Regions from separate parts of the Homo sapiens genome. Here region 2 is linked to region 1. The links are chromatin loops, found by intact Hi-C in ENCODE. Cell type or tissue: psoas muscle. All regions are shown on one strand.

Region 1 (8,000 bases):
TTTGACTTTATTACAAAAGCAGCTCTTTTCCACATAGTCATTATTTCTATTTATTTTCAGTACCTCTTTCCCAGTAAGATTAAAAGCAAATTTAAATCAAGATACAACTTTTTGGTGATGCCGTCAAATGAGCCACATGTTTAACCTTCATGTGGCAGACCAACATTGTAATCACACACACGCAAAAATAATACTGTGTAATTTCTGCAAAGATTCTTTAGAATTAGTCTGTTAGGAAAGGTACTACTAAAAAGATTGCTCTAGTTGCAAGGTGCTAAATTTATTTTAAATAGTGTTCCATTTCTTTATGAAAAAAAATGAATTCTCCTAACATCCTTTTTAAAAGTAACAAGCATCTAAGAAACTGTACAAACTGGAGAGGGCAATATGAATTGACAACTCTAAAAAAAGCGAAGGAAACAAAGATTAAACCATTTATGGAGGGAAACGACAGAGCAACCTGTGATTACAAAGCTGTCAAAAATGTACAGTTATATAGCTTTATATATATGTGATTGTTTACATGCACAAAAATATATCTGCCTATCTGCCAAAGATAAAATTCCAACAAAATGGGTCAGGTTTTAAATATCAAGGAAATATCTACTAAACTCTTCAAGTATTAGATGCTAAAAATTATTATACGAATTTAAAACATAAATAAAGAATAAACAATAAAATCTCTCCTCCCCAATAGTCTTACCTGTTTTGATTGAAGCTTTATTACCTTTAACAGCTACCGTTACCACAGATTTTACAGAACTTGCTGATTTCCCTAAATCACAAAAGATGCAGTCAAAACTGGTTTACTTAACTAGTATCAACAATCTCCAAAGAACCTCACAGAGAAAAAGATGTAAGAATAATAGGCTGTGTTTTATTCAAAACATAAAATGCTATCATCTTTGGGGACATAGGCCATTTTCTAAATCTAGCAATGATGATAATTTCTTCAGAAAAAAGAAATCACTGAAATAAGATATTTACCTCCCTACTGGGGTATAGGTCAAACATCCCTAAACTGAAAATCCAAAATCTGAAATGTTCCAAAACCTGAAACCCCGAGTGCTGCTGACATGACACCACAAGAGGGAAATTCCCATGTAAGTACTTAAAAAAAACTGTTTCATGCACAAAATTATTTAAAACACTGTATAAAATTGCCTTCAGGCTATGTATATAAGGTGTATATGAAACATAAATGAATTTCACGTTTAGACTTGGCTCCCATCCCCCAGATATTTCATTATATATATGCAAATATTCCAAAATCTGAAAAAAAATCCAAAATCTAAAACACTTCTGCTCCCAACCATTTTGGATAAGGGATACTCAACCTGTACTTAAAATAGCATTCATGCAAGTTAAATAAATTTCTGAATGTGTGGATCAACTAGAAGCAAAATTACTAATTCCAAGGACACAAAAACAATCCCATACTTTGAGCAGTTCCAAAAGCAGTTAAACCTAGATCCTCCCAACCCACACTTCCACGGCTCCTAATTGATTAGAAAGCATTCAAGAATACTTATATCATAGTCAGGTCATATAAAGATTGTTTTGACTCATTCCTACAGTTTCCTAGCTGTACAGTACTATTTAAATTGCTCTGACCATTATTTGTACCTACATTATCTATTACTATGGCCTATTTTCCAAGATGATACTGTTTATAAAGATGTGATCATGAAAGTGTTGCAGAAGATCATCAGAGAGCCCAAACCCTTTCCACCATTCAGAGAGCAACAGAAGATTTAACTTCGAAATTAGGATTCATAACAACTAGCGAGAATGGATGAGGAAAAAGCCCAAGATAAAAAATCAATAGATCTAAATTGAATTCCAATTTTTATTGAGAAGCTTTGGGGCACGAACAGATTTGTGTACACATTTCCCTATACATAAGGGTGGTGATTGCCAAAATTACCTAACAGGAACGTTATGAGAATACAATCATACTTTTAAAAATCATACAAAAAGCATTCATTGACATCTAAAAAAATCAACTGAAAGTTTACAAATCCACCCTTTATAGTCAAGACAGTCCATAATCTTTGCTCAAAAAGAGCAATACAAATCCTTATAGCTTGTCACGTAACTTGTCATTCACGACTTTTGCCACACTGCAGTAAACTGAGCCTCAGTGAGCCCTTAAGATATTTCTTTCACTATCCCTATGTTATTATCACAAATCACTTCTATCTGGGTACTGGGACTTAAGGAAAAAATAAAAAATAGCTGGCATTAATTTCCAGCAAGTAAAGGGGTGGCCATCAGCTTAATCCCAGTCTACCACATCCCCAATGACTCCCATACACTTGGTATCAAAGTAACATCAAAGTGTTGGCAAAATAAATGCAGCTTCAAGACAAGTTTCCTAGCCACCCATAACCCACTCAAATTACTGCTTCTATGAAACTACTATATGAAAATTCTGGATCTGCCACTAATAATGATTTTTGCCAGTTCCAGGCTGTTTCCTTTCCTTTTTAACATTATATGAAAGATTATTTGTTTGTTTATTTATTTGAGACAGAGTCTCACTCTGTCCCCTAGGCTGGAGTGCAGTGGCAAGATCTCAGCTCACTGCAACTTCCACCTCCCGGGTTCAAGCGATTCTCCTGCCCCAGCCTTCCCAGTAGCTGAGATTACAGGCGTGCATCACTGGTGCCTGGCTAGTTTTTTTGTATTTTCAGTAGAGACAGAATTTCACCTCGTTGGCCAAGCTGGACTTAACTCCTGACTTCAGGTGATCCACCCTCTTCGGTCTCCCAAAGTGATGGGATTATAGGCGTGAGCCACCATGCCTGGCTTGAAAGATAATTTAATACATTGATTTCTATCCACTTAAAGAGATGACCCTGAATTAATCAGGATTTAGCAGAACTGGGAGAAAAACTGGAAAGGATTATGCCAGGGAAAAGAGAAAAAACTTAATAATTACCTAAAATCCCACTATAGCTCACAAAAACTACAAAGGATCATATTTATTGAACTATTATATAAAAGTAAGGAAGAAGAGAGACCTCAATAAAAGAGAAAGAGGAAAATATGTGATACTCATCATAAGAAATTTCTCCAGTTAATTATTTCAATAATTACTATAGAAGCATTATCTAGTACATATCATTTCTCAAAATTGCTAGATGATTATAAATCTCAAAGATTAGCATGCATTCAATACAGACTATGTCATGTGAAATCCAAGACTACTACTGCCATACGATTTTAAAATACATTAAAGTTTTAACTAATAGTCTAGAATCCTAATTAAAAAAACATACCTGTAGATTTGTTTACTTTGGCTACAGATGCCTTGGCTTGTCCAGTTTTGGCTAAAACAACAAGAAAAACATTTAAGTACTACATTACAAATAACATCACTTGGATTTAGTTAAAAGTCAACCTAGCAATAATTTCGAAAGAACCCTGCAAGAAACAGCCCTATACTCATCTTTGTATGTCCATGGAATTACTATGGGGGCAAATTCTTAGATATGGACTTGATGTATCAAAAGGCATACAGATTTAAATTTTAACAAGTAACATTAGACTGACCTTCAGAAAGGCTGAACCAATTAATATTCCCATCAACAGTACATAAGCATAGGAATTATTCCCCATTTCCAAACACACACAATATATCAAGTCAAAATCCTGCCAAGTCTGACCTGCAGACTCAGGCTGAGCGACGGATGAAAAAAGTACACAGACACAGGTATTTTGCATGAGTGCGGCTAGGGGACTGTTCGGCCTTAGAGACACCAAAGAGAGAATGCAGCCCTGATAAGCTGGAGCCGCTTGTATTTATTCAGTACAGATTTAATGACAAAGGCCTGGAGCCAACACAATCTGTAGGTAATTGTCACCCCCACCGCCTTGGGAGCAGTCCTGCGCGCAATAGGATGATCAAAGGTCTGCAAAAGTAAATAAAACTCGTCTAGATAAATTCCTTTACACTCCTTTGTTACCTACTTCTTGCCCTTAGCGTCAGGGTAAGAGAATTTAGCTGCCTTCAGCCTTTATTCTCTCCCGAAGCTTTGCAAAACCTCCTGGACTTCCAAGAAGGTTTGCGTCTCTCCTTATAACTTTTCCCACCACCCTGACTGATCTCCTACATCTCCCCCTTTTGTTTTTTGCATCAGGTTTTGTTGATTGAAGAGTACAGATGTGCACAGCAGCAGGTTTGTCAGGCGTAGCGATTACTGCTCGTATTCCGGCTTTGCATCCTAGAATTAGTAAATAACATAAGACAAACATGAGTATAATTAGTAATATTTTTTTCCAATCAAGGAGTGAGGGTCTATCCAGGAGAGATGTTCTTGCACATCCTTCCATATAACTGTTTGTTGGACATGTAGATCTATGGCGTTTAGGGATTCTAGAATTTTAGTTTTAAGTTGCTTTACGTCTGCTGTTAAATTATCATGTAAGGTCACCCCGAGGTGTTGTTTCACCTCATCCCAACTATGTATTGATTGGTTCCATGGTAGAGAGGTGACACAGATATGCTTATGCTCCCAGTCACAGTTTAATTGCTGTCAGAATGCCAGCGCATCTTGTCACTCCCCTACATGTTCCAAGGCAGCCTCGAGGGCTTGCAGATGTGCAAGAACCTTTTGATTTGTACCCTGCTGTAAGAGAAGTTCATTAGACACATTTCTGGCCAAGTTATCTACAAAAGCAGCTATTTGTACTGATTCAGTAATAGATGCTACAGCAAAACTAGCAGTTGCTAGGATGACTATGGCTGAGACTATAAAGGCTGTAAGATTAACTATGAATCTTTGGTGTCTGACCTGGGACAGGGCATGTTCTAAGGTGGCAAGAGCAAAGGAACCTTGCCAATCGTGTATCAAACTGACTGGTAGGAATGCCTCAGATTGTCTCCTTAATACCATAATACTAGTAATATTTAAATTAGATATATTGTAATTAATGATACATGAGGTGAAGCAAGCCTGTCCTTGCACTCAGGTCACAAACATGGAGTTTTGAGGTGTAATGGAAATACTGGTTCCCATAAGAAAAACATATGGATGGGTAGTGCAAATCAGGCACTGATCTGTGTGATTATGCATAAAGGTCATAGTATAATTGTTACTGGAATTATGTTATGTCCCATGCCAGGTGTTAAGGGTGGTGCTAAGATGTCCCAGATGCCATTAAGTGTCTTGGGGTGGCAAGGACTCTACTTGGGGTCTGGGATATCCCATCCCCCCTTTGGCCCAAATCACAGGGGAACGGACATGGCTATGAAACTAAGATTGACACCACAATGGATGCAAACATCAGTATGGTCGCCCTGTAAATGACCGTGGGGGCTCCAGTCTAAGATGTTAAATTGCCTAACTGGAGACTAAGGGCTTGTCCCCCGTGACAGACCTCCCAACCAAAGTGGAATCCATTACTTTCCTGGCTTTGTTCTTTAGCACAGGGAAGAATGCTGGGGAAAGTGGCACTGATTGCCTTGCCCGGTTTGAGGCTACTGGCACAAGAATGTTAAGGCAATTCCTTTGCCATTTGTAGCCATAATTGTGTTTCGGCAGGTACATAGTAACCTTACACACAGTGGGAAGATAATGGAGTGATATGTAGTGTTACCTGGCACCTTAGTCCAATGTGTGCCATTAATAACGGACCCTACTGGGATAAGTCAATCCCTCCTAGCCAAGCAGTTAACGTTATTAGAGGCTGGGAAGGGGGTGCCTGCCCAGGTAACAGGGCGTAAGAAAGGCGGATCTAACAGATGAGCCCAATAGAGTGTAGCCGGTACGGGTTGCAGGGGAAGCGAGAGCATAAAAAGGATCCTACGTGAGTTGTAACTTACACCAGAGAGCAGAGCAAGGAACAAATTATCTGGAGTGAATGGTTTCTGTGTCTGGAGCAGGATTTGCTCAGCCTTGTAAGTTGTCTTCTTCAGCATCCCCCAGGTAATGTCCGGGGCTTGTGTCGTCTGAGGAAGCTGTGTTGTCTGGAGCTGCGGGTCCTGCAGGATCATTTCCTTCACTTCTGGTACTGTGTTGGGTCCTAGCCACGCCATGGTATGGTCTGATGCATCGTACTGGAATCCAAAGAGGGCCTGAGGGGGGTGTGAACACAAGCATATCATCTTCCCCACGTTAGCAATTCATTTGGACTACACCATACGTTACTATTTACATCTTTCCATAAAACTGCGGGTTTTATGTCTTGAGAGGTTTTAGCAAGGTGCTTTTCTATAGTTGATTGAAATTTATCATTTAAATTTTAGAAATTAAGGGTAAATAACACTTGTGCTAGTAGTGTTGCAGGGTCCTTACTCATTTTCCCCTTTTTGTTTTCTGAGCATATTTTTAAGGGTGGAGTGGGCACGTTCTACTATGGCCTGTCAGTTATACGGGATGCCTGTGGAATGTTGGATGCTCCATGTGTGACAAAATTGTTGAATATGTGAGCTGGCACAGGCCAGATTATTATCAGTTTTAATTTTTGTGGGCCACCCCATAAACGCAAAAGTTAAAAGATGTTTAATGATGTATCGTGTGGACTCTCCAGGAAGAGCATGTGCGCTAATTAGGTAGGAACTGGTATCAATGGATACATGTACATATCTTAGTATTCCAAATTTAGGGACGTGTGTAACATCTGTTGCTATAATGGATAAGGTTCTAGTCCTCTAAGGTTAACACCTGTTCAAGGAAGAGATGTGCCTGTGAGCTGGCAATCTGGGCACTGCAGGATAATTTGTTTACCCAGTCTTTGGGTAAGCTGCTATTGTTAAGTTTCTCTAATTTTGGTGGAAAAACTGAAGCGACTGGGTGGCTTGGTCAAGCAGTGACGTCATAAGCTGCAGGTCTGCTTGATCACTGCCATAAGCCAGTGGGCAAGGCAGTGAGCTGTGTGCTCGAATATGTGTGATAAAACTGTGTATGTTGACCCAGCAATTGCTGAAGTCCAAGAAAAGGTGTACACAGGGTAGGCTCGAGAGTGGACTTAATGAGGGCGGTCTCAAGGTTTTGCAACAAACAAACAGAGTCACTAACAATGTTAATGGGCTGAACGGATTCGGTTTCTAGGGCCAGTACTAGGGCTCCAACCTCAGCTCCCTGAGCGGTAGTAAATCCAGATTGAGTGAGGGAATTATGTGGTTTCCACCAAATAGCCGCTTTTCCATTTTTACCAGAGCCATCAGTAAAAAGCGTTAAAGCTTTAGGTATGAGGGAGTGAACTACTTTTGTTGGCAAAACTAGAGGAGTATGAGATAAGAACTGAAATAGTCTGCCAGCAGGAAGGGCATATTTTATATGGCCTGCATAATCAAAGAGTGCTAATTGAAAATCTAGAGATGGAGCAAGACTACTTCGAATTTCTACTCAAGAAAATTCTTATGACATTCAGGGTCATAACCCAGCCACAGATTGCATCGTCTGCAGCCCATATAGATGACTTTACTAACTAGCTGGATATAGCCAAATAGTGTTTTAGTCCCAGTATGTGAGCAAAAAACACATTCTAGGAAGCGCAGCCCTGTGGCCATCTGTCCTATTAATCCTGTAGAGGAGTGTTTAGCAGGAAAAACAAACAACTGAACTGAATATCGTGGATCTATGCTATCTAGTTGTCTCTGAGAAATAACTTGGTCTATTTCCTCAATTTCCCTTTTTGCTGCGGGGGTTAAATACCTGGGTGAGTCTAGGGCAGCACTGCCTTTTAGGATAGAAAACAGGTTCTGTAATTTATCAGTAGTTATGCCCAAGGTGGGGGGATGCCAGTTAATATCACCCAGTAATTTTTGATAATCATTTAAGGTATGTAAGTTGCTAGTATTTAATTTAACCTTTTGAGGTCTTACTGACCAGGAAGTTAGTATGTACCTAAGATATTTCCAAGGTGAGGACATCTGTACTTTTTCAGGTGCTATGATTAACATCTTAACGACAGAGGCATATAAACTCAAAAGTATTGGCTCTGTTGGGTCTGCTAGTAAAATATCATCTACAAAATGAATAATCTTGCAA
Region 2 (8,000 bases), 250 kb after region 1:
TTCCCAAACTAATTCACAAGAAGGCAACATGGAGAGTTGGGTTCTCAACCTAACAGCACAAGAGGAGCCAGCCCTCCACAGCATTTAGATTCCAATGGGCTTCAGGGACATGCCAGAGGCAGCCTCAGCTCTGAGCTGCTAATGACAGCAACTGGACTGAGGCCAGAGGGCAGAGACCAAGGAACAGAGGAAGGGAAGGGAAACATCTCTCTAGTGAGGATCAATTCTATCTCTTTTCTCCTCAGCTGCCAGCCTATCCTGCCAGGGCTGTCACCTGCACTGAGGTGGCAGAGGCTCAGACAGAAGGGGTGAGTGTAGGTGTAGCAAATCAAGTGAGGAGGGAAAAAGAAGGCCCTGCTGCTAAGCCAGCCAGGAAGATGAGCACCTGGCAGAAACCATTATTACTGTGTAAGGCATAAGCTTCAATGTTCACATGGCAGGGATTGCTGCATTTGATATATCTAGCCTCTTCTGATAACCAAATGCTCGATTCTAGATTCAGATTCCATTACTAATTAGCATTACATGAATAAAATAAGGGGGAAATGCTGACACTAAACTATTGCTAGTATATATGCAATGCAAGCCATTTGTTTTCAACTTAACATCACTGCTAGTATTCAGATTGGATTATAATAAGATATTGATACTAGCTATTTTAAAACTGCTCTTACAGTAACTCTCAAACCTGTACCTCATAATAAAGCCAGAATATAGGAGACTGGTATTTGAATATTATAACATTACTAGTTTGCTTATACTTAGAAACTGCTGAGATACATTGGAATAAGAACTACAAGTGCAAGGCAAATGACGTCAAATAAATGGAGTCTGGCTATGATCAACTAACTTGTAACAGACATTTAAGGTTTCAACATTGGCTTCTTACCTTGATCTCCTCTGGGGCCAGGAGAGCTGCATCACTAACACTCACTGGGGCTACTTCCTCCATGGTTATGGCTGGCAGATTTGACACAACTTTAATCTCTGGTACAGGCTAGAAAAGAGATAATACATTCAATGGGAAGCCAGAAGGGACTCTAACACAAAATGTGTGAACTGTGAACCTATTAACTTAAAGTATAATATATAAAATACTTTATGGAGATTATCTTTTTTTCACTTGCTTGAAAGTCAGCAAACCTAATGGAGACTATTTAAAATGTTAGATATGGTGACAGCCAAAGTCCTAAGTGGACTGGCATGACGGCAGTGCTGAGGGGCAGCACTGCTTCAGGATCCCAGAGACCTGGGTATTTTAGGGTTTTCTGTCTCAAAACCATTCCAACAGCATGTATTTCTTTTTCTTTTTTTTTTTCTTTTGAGACAGAGCCTTGCTCTGTTGCCCAGGCTGGAGTGCACTGGCGCTATCTCGGCTCACTGCAAGCTCCCTCTTAAGGGTTCATGCCATTCTCCTGCCTCAGCCTCCCGAGTAGCTGGGACTACAGGCGCCTGCCATCACACCTGGCTAATTTTTTGTATTTTTAGTAGAGATGGGGTTTCACCGTGTTAGCCAGGATGATCTGGATCTCCTGACCTCGTGATCTGCCCGCCTCGGCCTCCCAAAGTGCTGGGATTACAGGCATGAGCCACCACACCCGGCGTTTTCTACATTTTTACATAACATTTCTGCCATCTTCAAACATCAGTTCTTCCATCTCTTCCTCAACTATTCCTATCTACCATGCATGTGGACATTCTCAAACAACCATTAATGCTGTTTGGTAAGATTTACTGATCTCTATTAATATTATCTTGACTTTGCTTACAGAAAAAAAAGCTAGCTCTAAGAAGTATATGGAAAAAGATGCAAGGAAAGATGCTTACGGGAACAAGAGTCAAAAATAGACTACTGATAAATTTCCTCATCTTTCAACTACTGAAAACATCTCTATAAACAAATATGAAATAATACTGAAAAACTCAAACAGTATCAAAATAAATCAAAGCTATCAATTACAAAAAGGGGGAAAGAATGCAATGTTAATTGAAGGACCATCTGCTTCAGATTTTTGTCTTTTTTTGAAAGAACTACCCAAGAAATCCAGTAATTAAAACAGGTTTCATACTGATCCTGCAACTAAAATGGTGACTATATATTGCAGTTACATTAGCATTCTTTCTTCCTTATCACCATCCTGTCCATGGAGTTATTTGCTCAAGGAAACTTCACAAAGAACAAAAACAAGCCATAAACACAATAGGATCCTGGATTCTAAGTGAGAGAAAAATGAGAGTGTGAAAGAAATCATTTCTTCCACTGGACCACTGTTCAACTGTTATTAAAAACACTGTGTTCCATTCTAGTGTTTAAAGAGAAATATGGAGAAAAAGAAGACAGTCCAAAAAGCCACAAAATGCTGGGCACGGTAACTCACGCCTGTAATCCCAGCACTTTGGGAGGCCAAGGTGGGCAGATCATTTGAGGTCAGGAGTTTGAGACCAGCCTGGCTAACATGGTGAAACCCCGTCTCTACTAAAAATACAAAAAAATTAGCCAGCCGTGGTGGTGCATGCCTGTAGTCCCAGCTACTCGGGAGGCCGAGGCAGGAGAATCGCTTAAACTTGGGAGGCAGAGGTTGCAGTGAGCCAAGATCATGCCACTGCACTCCAGCCTGGGCAACACAGTGAGATTCTGTCTCAAAAAAAAAAAAAAAAAAAGCCACAAAAAATAATGGCTGTGATTAGTAAATGGAGTCTACAGAGATGGTGTGAAATACCAACCTGAACATGAAAAAAGTAATATCAAGGGGAACCTACACTAGCAATTCTACATTTCTTAAGGGAAAAAAGAAAGGCTTTTCATTTGGGCACATAGACACATATACATTCACTTCTCCTTCACTTCCCAGTATTCCAAGGAATGTCTAAAGGCTTCCGTGTGTTAGATCCTAGCTAGTGCGAGGAACAGAGTGGAACAGTAGATGCATTTCGTGCTGCCTGAAGACAAGTAGAGAGCAATGAACAACTAGCGAATGACTGCAAATGTGCAATGCAGCTATGAGGAAAAGGAGCCAAGTGGTGAGACATGCAGCAAGGTGGGAAGGGGAGTCTACCCTAGGTAAGGAGCCAAGGAACATCTGCAAGGAGGGAAAGGCGTCTAGCCTGGGCAATAAGGAGCCAGCCATGCCAAAAAGGAAGTGCAGCCTACTGGGCCAGGGGAAGAGCACAGTGAGAAAGCGCAAGGGACTTGGCCTGCTCAAGGAATCAGAAGATCAGTGGGGGTGGGGGTAGCAAGCCAAGGGAGACCAAAGGGGTGGGAAGAGCCAGATCACACAGGTAAGGCCCAGAAAGGCCCACGTCCTTCATCTCAGTAAGACCTGCTGGACAAGAGGAGTTGAGAAATTCCACTCATCTCTTCACCTGTTTATTTTACACAGCCCATAGCAGGGACTTTGGGAATCTAAAGATGGTTCCTGCCATCAAGAACTTACTTGCATGTAATTACAACTGGATTAAAAGCATACATATATACCAAAAAAAAAACCAAACAAACAAAAAAAAACAACCAGGTTAAAAAAGCTTACTGTCTGAGAAGATAAAATATTTGCATGGGAATCACCTAGCCATCAACTAATAATAAAGGATCTTGGAGATTAGCTCTTCGGTACAAATGAAACGTAAAGCGATTGCCTGCATCATAAAGCTAGTTAGGAGCAGAACTCAGCTCAGGTTCTGACTTCTAGACTAGTCTTTAATTCATGACATTCCATTTCAGACAACAACACAGGCACCAAAGGGCAACAGGTGAACAAGTACCAAAGGATGGTACAAGCATGTTTTATGGGTTCACAGAAGCTGGTAAGCAGGAGATGAGGCTCCAAGGAATAGACAGGTAGAGCCAAGTCTGGGTGACAGACAGACAGGGGAGGAGCATTTGAGAGGGCTGGGCCTGGTGAAGGAACATCATGCGGAGACAGCTGGGCCCAGAGTTAGTTCTCACTCTCCCACCTCCTAAACCTTGGTTTTCTCCCCTGTGAAATGGAAACTATAGTACCTGCCTCAGTGTTGTGTGCATTAAGTGTTAGTGTATGTAAAGAACCTAATATGACACATAGCAGATACTCCATAAATGCTGGTATAGATATCCATACATCTCCAAACCCATTATACAATGAAAATGCAACAGAAGACTGAGAGGGTAGGGAAAGGAGGAGTCCCTGTGGCTACGGCTGAGGATCTTTTAAAGTGTGAGGTAAGTTAAAACAGTAAGAGGCAGTACTAGCATGATGCCTGACCATGCCCAGCCCCAGCTGGCAGGGGCTCACTGAAGATCTGGGTAGAGCCAGAACTGTCATGGGACCAGAAGTGAGCTTTCCTCATGGAGACCCTGCCTGGAATTTACAGCAAACTACAAGTTTGTATCCTGAAACAAAATAAAGAGCTAGTCTCACAAAGGATCAAAGCTATGAAGGTCACCCTGCTCTAGCTACACACTGAACTGTTAACACACTTACCGGTTTAGGGATAAAGTGGAAGTTTGAGAGGGCATCCAATTTTAAGAAGAGGGAATCCATCATCTTCTGAATTTCTACATGTTCTGGATTTTCTTCTTCTGCTGTTTTTTGCTTAGGAAATAAGTTCAACAATGTCAAACTAAGCGACTTGATATATATCACAGGACAAAACACTAAAGGTCAATGAGAGTATTTCTAACTTCTCATCACTAAAGCTTCAGCTACAAAGAAACATTCCAAAAGCAAAATTAAAAGCAGCAGTACCATGAGGGTTCCAGCACCTACCAGAGATGTGATGTGCATTTTAGGAGCTACAGTAACCATTACCTCTAATACTCAGAACTTAAAAATTTAATTACCTTGGTATTTACTTCTGTCAAAAACTAAGCTATTCCTAAGATGGCTACAGTTGTTTTTAAAAGGAAAATAGCAAGTGATAACAAGTGTTGGCAAGGATGGAGAAACTGGAACCCTTGTGCATTGTTGATAGGTAGGAATGTAAAATGATGCGGCCACAGTGGCAACAAGCTTGGCAGGTCTTCAAAAAGCTACACAGAGAATTACCATCTGACCCAGCAATGCCACTCCTAGGTGTACAACCAGGAGGATTAAAAATAGATACTCAAACAAATACATGTACATGGCACTATTAACAGTCAAAAGGTGGAAACAGCCTGAATGTCCACCAGTGGATAAGCAGATAAACTGTGGTAAATACACACAACGGAATACCGTGTAACCATAAAAAAGAAATGAAGCACTGACAAATGCCAGTCTTGAAAACACAACACTAACTGAAAGAGGTCAGAAATGGAAGGCCACATATGGTATGGTTCCATTTATATCAAATACTCAAAATAGGCCAATCCACAGAGATAGAATGCAGACTGGGGTTTGTTGGGGCTGGGGCAAGTGAGGAAAGGGTAGCAACTGCTTAATGCGTATGGGGCTTTATTGTGGGCTGATAAAAATGTTTTAGAACTAGAGAGAGCTAGTAGTTACATAACACTGTCCTAAATGCTCCCAATTTGTTCACTAAGTGGTTCATTTTATGTTATATAAATCTCACATCAATTAAAAAGAAAAAAAATGGCCCAGCATGGTGGCTGGCTGGGCGCGGTGGCTCATGCTTGTAATCCCAGCACTTTGGGAGGCCGAGGCGGGAGGATCACGAGGTCAGGAGATCGAGACCATCCTGGCTAACATAATGAAACCCTGTCTCTACTAAAATACAAAAAATTAGACGGGCTTGGTGGCATGTGCCTGTTACTCAGGAGGCTGAGGCAGGGGAATTGCTTGGACCCGGGAGGCAGACGTTGCAGTGAGCTTAGATCACGCCACTGCACTCCAGCCTGGCAACCGAGCAAGACTCCGTCTCAAAAAAAAAAAAAAGAAAAAAAAGAAGTAAAGTGTTAATATAGACTTCATAAAATTATCCAAATACCCATTTGGATGGTAGGGACTTTTTTGTTCTTTTATTTACATGTAATGTGTTAAAGATTTATTCTCACAAATCACATTGAAAAAACTGACAGCAATTTTAATTCTACTGAAGAGAAAAAGAAAATTTCATGCTTCTCTCTCTGTCCCCTTTGGCCCCAAATGCTTATTCTAAATGCCTAAGAGGGCTTTTTGTTTGTTTGTTATTAAGACATGAAAAAAAGAAACCCACCAGAACTAGGAAACGATAGGCTCTTTGCCTCCTGATCCTGATGACAGAGATGCATTCAGGTCTGTTTCCAATGTCCATCATCAGCACCCACCTTCCAGCCATAGTCAGGCATCACGCTACTACTGCTTACTATTTTAACGTACCTCACACTTTAAAAAATCCTAAACATGTCCTTTCACCTCATTCTAGGTAACAATATCTGTAAAATCAAATATGTAGCTATATATTGGCTACACAGCATTTTTCTGAGCCACATTACATACACAAATGTGAGTAAAGGGTCCTACATGTGCTGTTTACCATCATTTCACTTCTAGAACTAGCCTAGCTACTAGAACTCCAAGTCCATCCTCAAAAACTTCTGAACTGGCTGTTGACTTCTAAGAGAGAAATGAAACTAACATTTAGAGCTGGCATAAGCTATTGCATTACCTATCTAATTTTTAATTCTCGTGGTCATCAAATACCTTCTGTATCTACCCAATCTCCTCAAAGATTCAAATGAAACTGTACACATCCTCCTTCAGCTACCACCTTGGATTGCAAGGCAGCCAGGAAGAATTTTAATTCAAATCTTTTCAGTTCTTCAGTTTCACAGTGGCATCAGGGCAATTTGCTGTTGCTAACTGAGGGGCATTCATTAACAAAATCTGGTGGGAATCGTAAATGGCTTTTGCAGAAGAAAAATGCCATCTGATCCCTAAGTACCCACATTCCCAATAAATCAAATGTGAAGGAATAATTCGATTATTATATCAGCATATAATATTCCTAGGAATAGGACCTTGTCCTATTATTTAACCAGCGATTTCTTCCTTTCTTTCTTTCTTTTTTTGAGATGGAGTCTCACTCTGTCGCCCAGGCTGGAGAGCAGTGGCGCGATCTGGGCTCACTGCAACCTCCACTTCCCTGGTTCAAGCAATTCCCCTGCCTCGGCCTCCCAAGTAACTAGGATTACAGGCACATGCCACCACGCCCGTCTAATTTTTTCGTATTTTTAGTAGAGATGGGGTTTCACTATGTTGGCCAGGCAGGTCTAAAACTCCTGACCTCAAGCAATCCGCCCGCCTCAGCCTCCCAAAGTGCTGGGATTACAGATGTGAGCCACCATACCCAGCCCAGAGATTTTAGTTAAGTGAAAGAAAAAACAGACCTAAAAATCAGAATGAATTCATAATCATGTAAAATATATCAGTTACTTCAAAATATCAATGAGAAATGCTTTTAAAGTTGTAGCACCACCATAATTGCTAGAAAGTTAATGAGTTGTAAAAGTATCAGGTGACCAAAGTCTAATTGCAAAGCAACCCCCCTCAACCCCTCACATCCAGCGGGAATATTAGAACCCTTCTATTCCTAGCATGCTCTGTCTCATACTTACATGAGGTAGCCAAAGAGCTCAAGATTTCTGTTTCACGATTTCAACAGTCACAAAAAGCCTAGTTCTCTACTTCTATTTCTTTAATAATAATGGCTTGGCCTTACAGGCTTCCTCACCTGGTTGAGTTTGATGTACTCCTGTTCATAAATTTCAGCAAGGCTCAATTTACTCTTCTCATGGTCTAAGGTTAAACGCTTTTTATATTCATATGCATCCTCTTTAGGTTTTTCTTTACGTACTACATCATCCCAAGCCTGAAACATAAAGTGCAGGTAGAACATAACAAAACCTACAATTTATTTCTAGGTTCACTTAAGAATCTTCCTCTGGAATATTATTATAATAAATATTATCAATATATTAATAAATTATCATTAATATATTAATAGTAAATTATATCATTGTTATAATAAATATTTATTATTACTTATTACAGAGTAAGCAAATTATAGCAAAAAGAAAATTTTCAACTCCTGAAATAACTATTCAA

The links. Peaks named below come from ENCODE experiments on the same cell type or tissue, not always from the same donor. Only the 100,000 strongest peaks of a DNase experiment are listed, where the experiment ranks them.
Region 2: it touches region 1 in a loop (2.1-fold over the local background); 2 of 110 quality-filtered maps call a loop at or near these places.

The regions. Positions count from the first base shown.
Region 1 is chr2:71,391,476-71,399,475 of GRCh38, reverse strand. It overlaps ZNF638 (zinc finger protein 638), which reads right to left. Exons shown (of 28, transcript NM_014497.5): 11 at 3,285-3,335; 12 at 704-775. Among named protein-coding and RNA genes, the nearest start is that of ZNF638, 64 kb to the right of the region's middle. In psoas muscle, no CTCF peak of the experiment used is centred here; no DNase peak of the experiment used is centred here.
Region 2 is chr2:71,140,996-71,148,995 of GRCh38, reverse strand. MPHOSPH10 (M-phase phosphoprotein 10) reads right to left here. Exons shown (of 11, transcript NM_005791.3): 7 at 7,627-7,764; 8 at 4,458-4,568; 9 at 890-997. Among named protein-coding and RNA genes, the nearest start is that of MPHOSPH10, 14 kb to the right of the region's middle. In psoas muscle, no CTCF peak of the experiment used is centred here; no DNase peak of the experiment used is centred here; H3K27ac peaks cover 843 bases.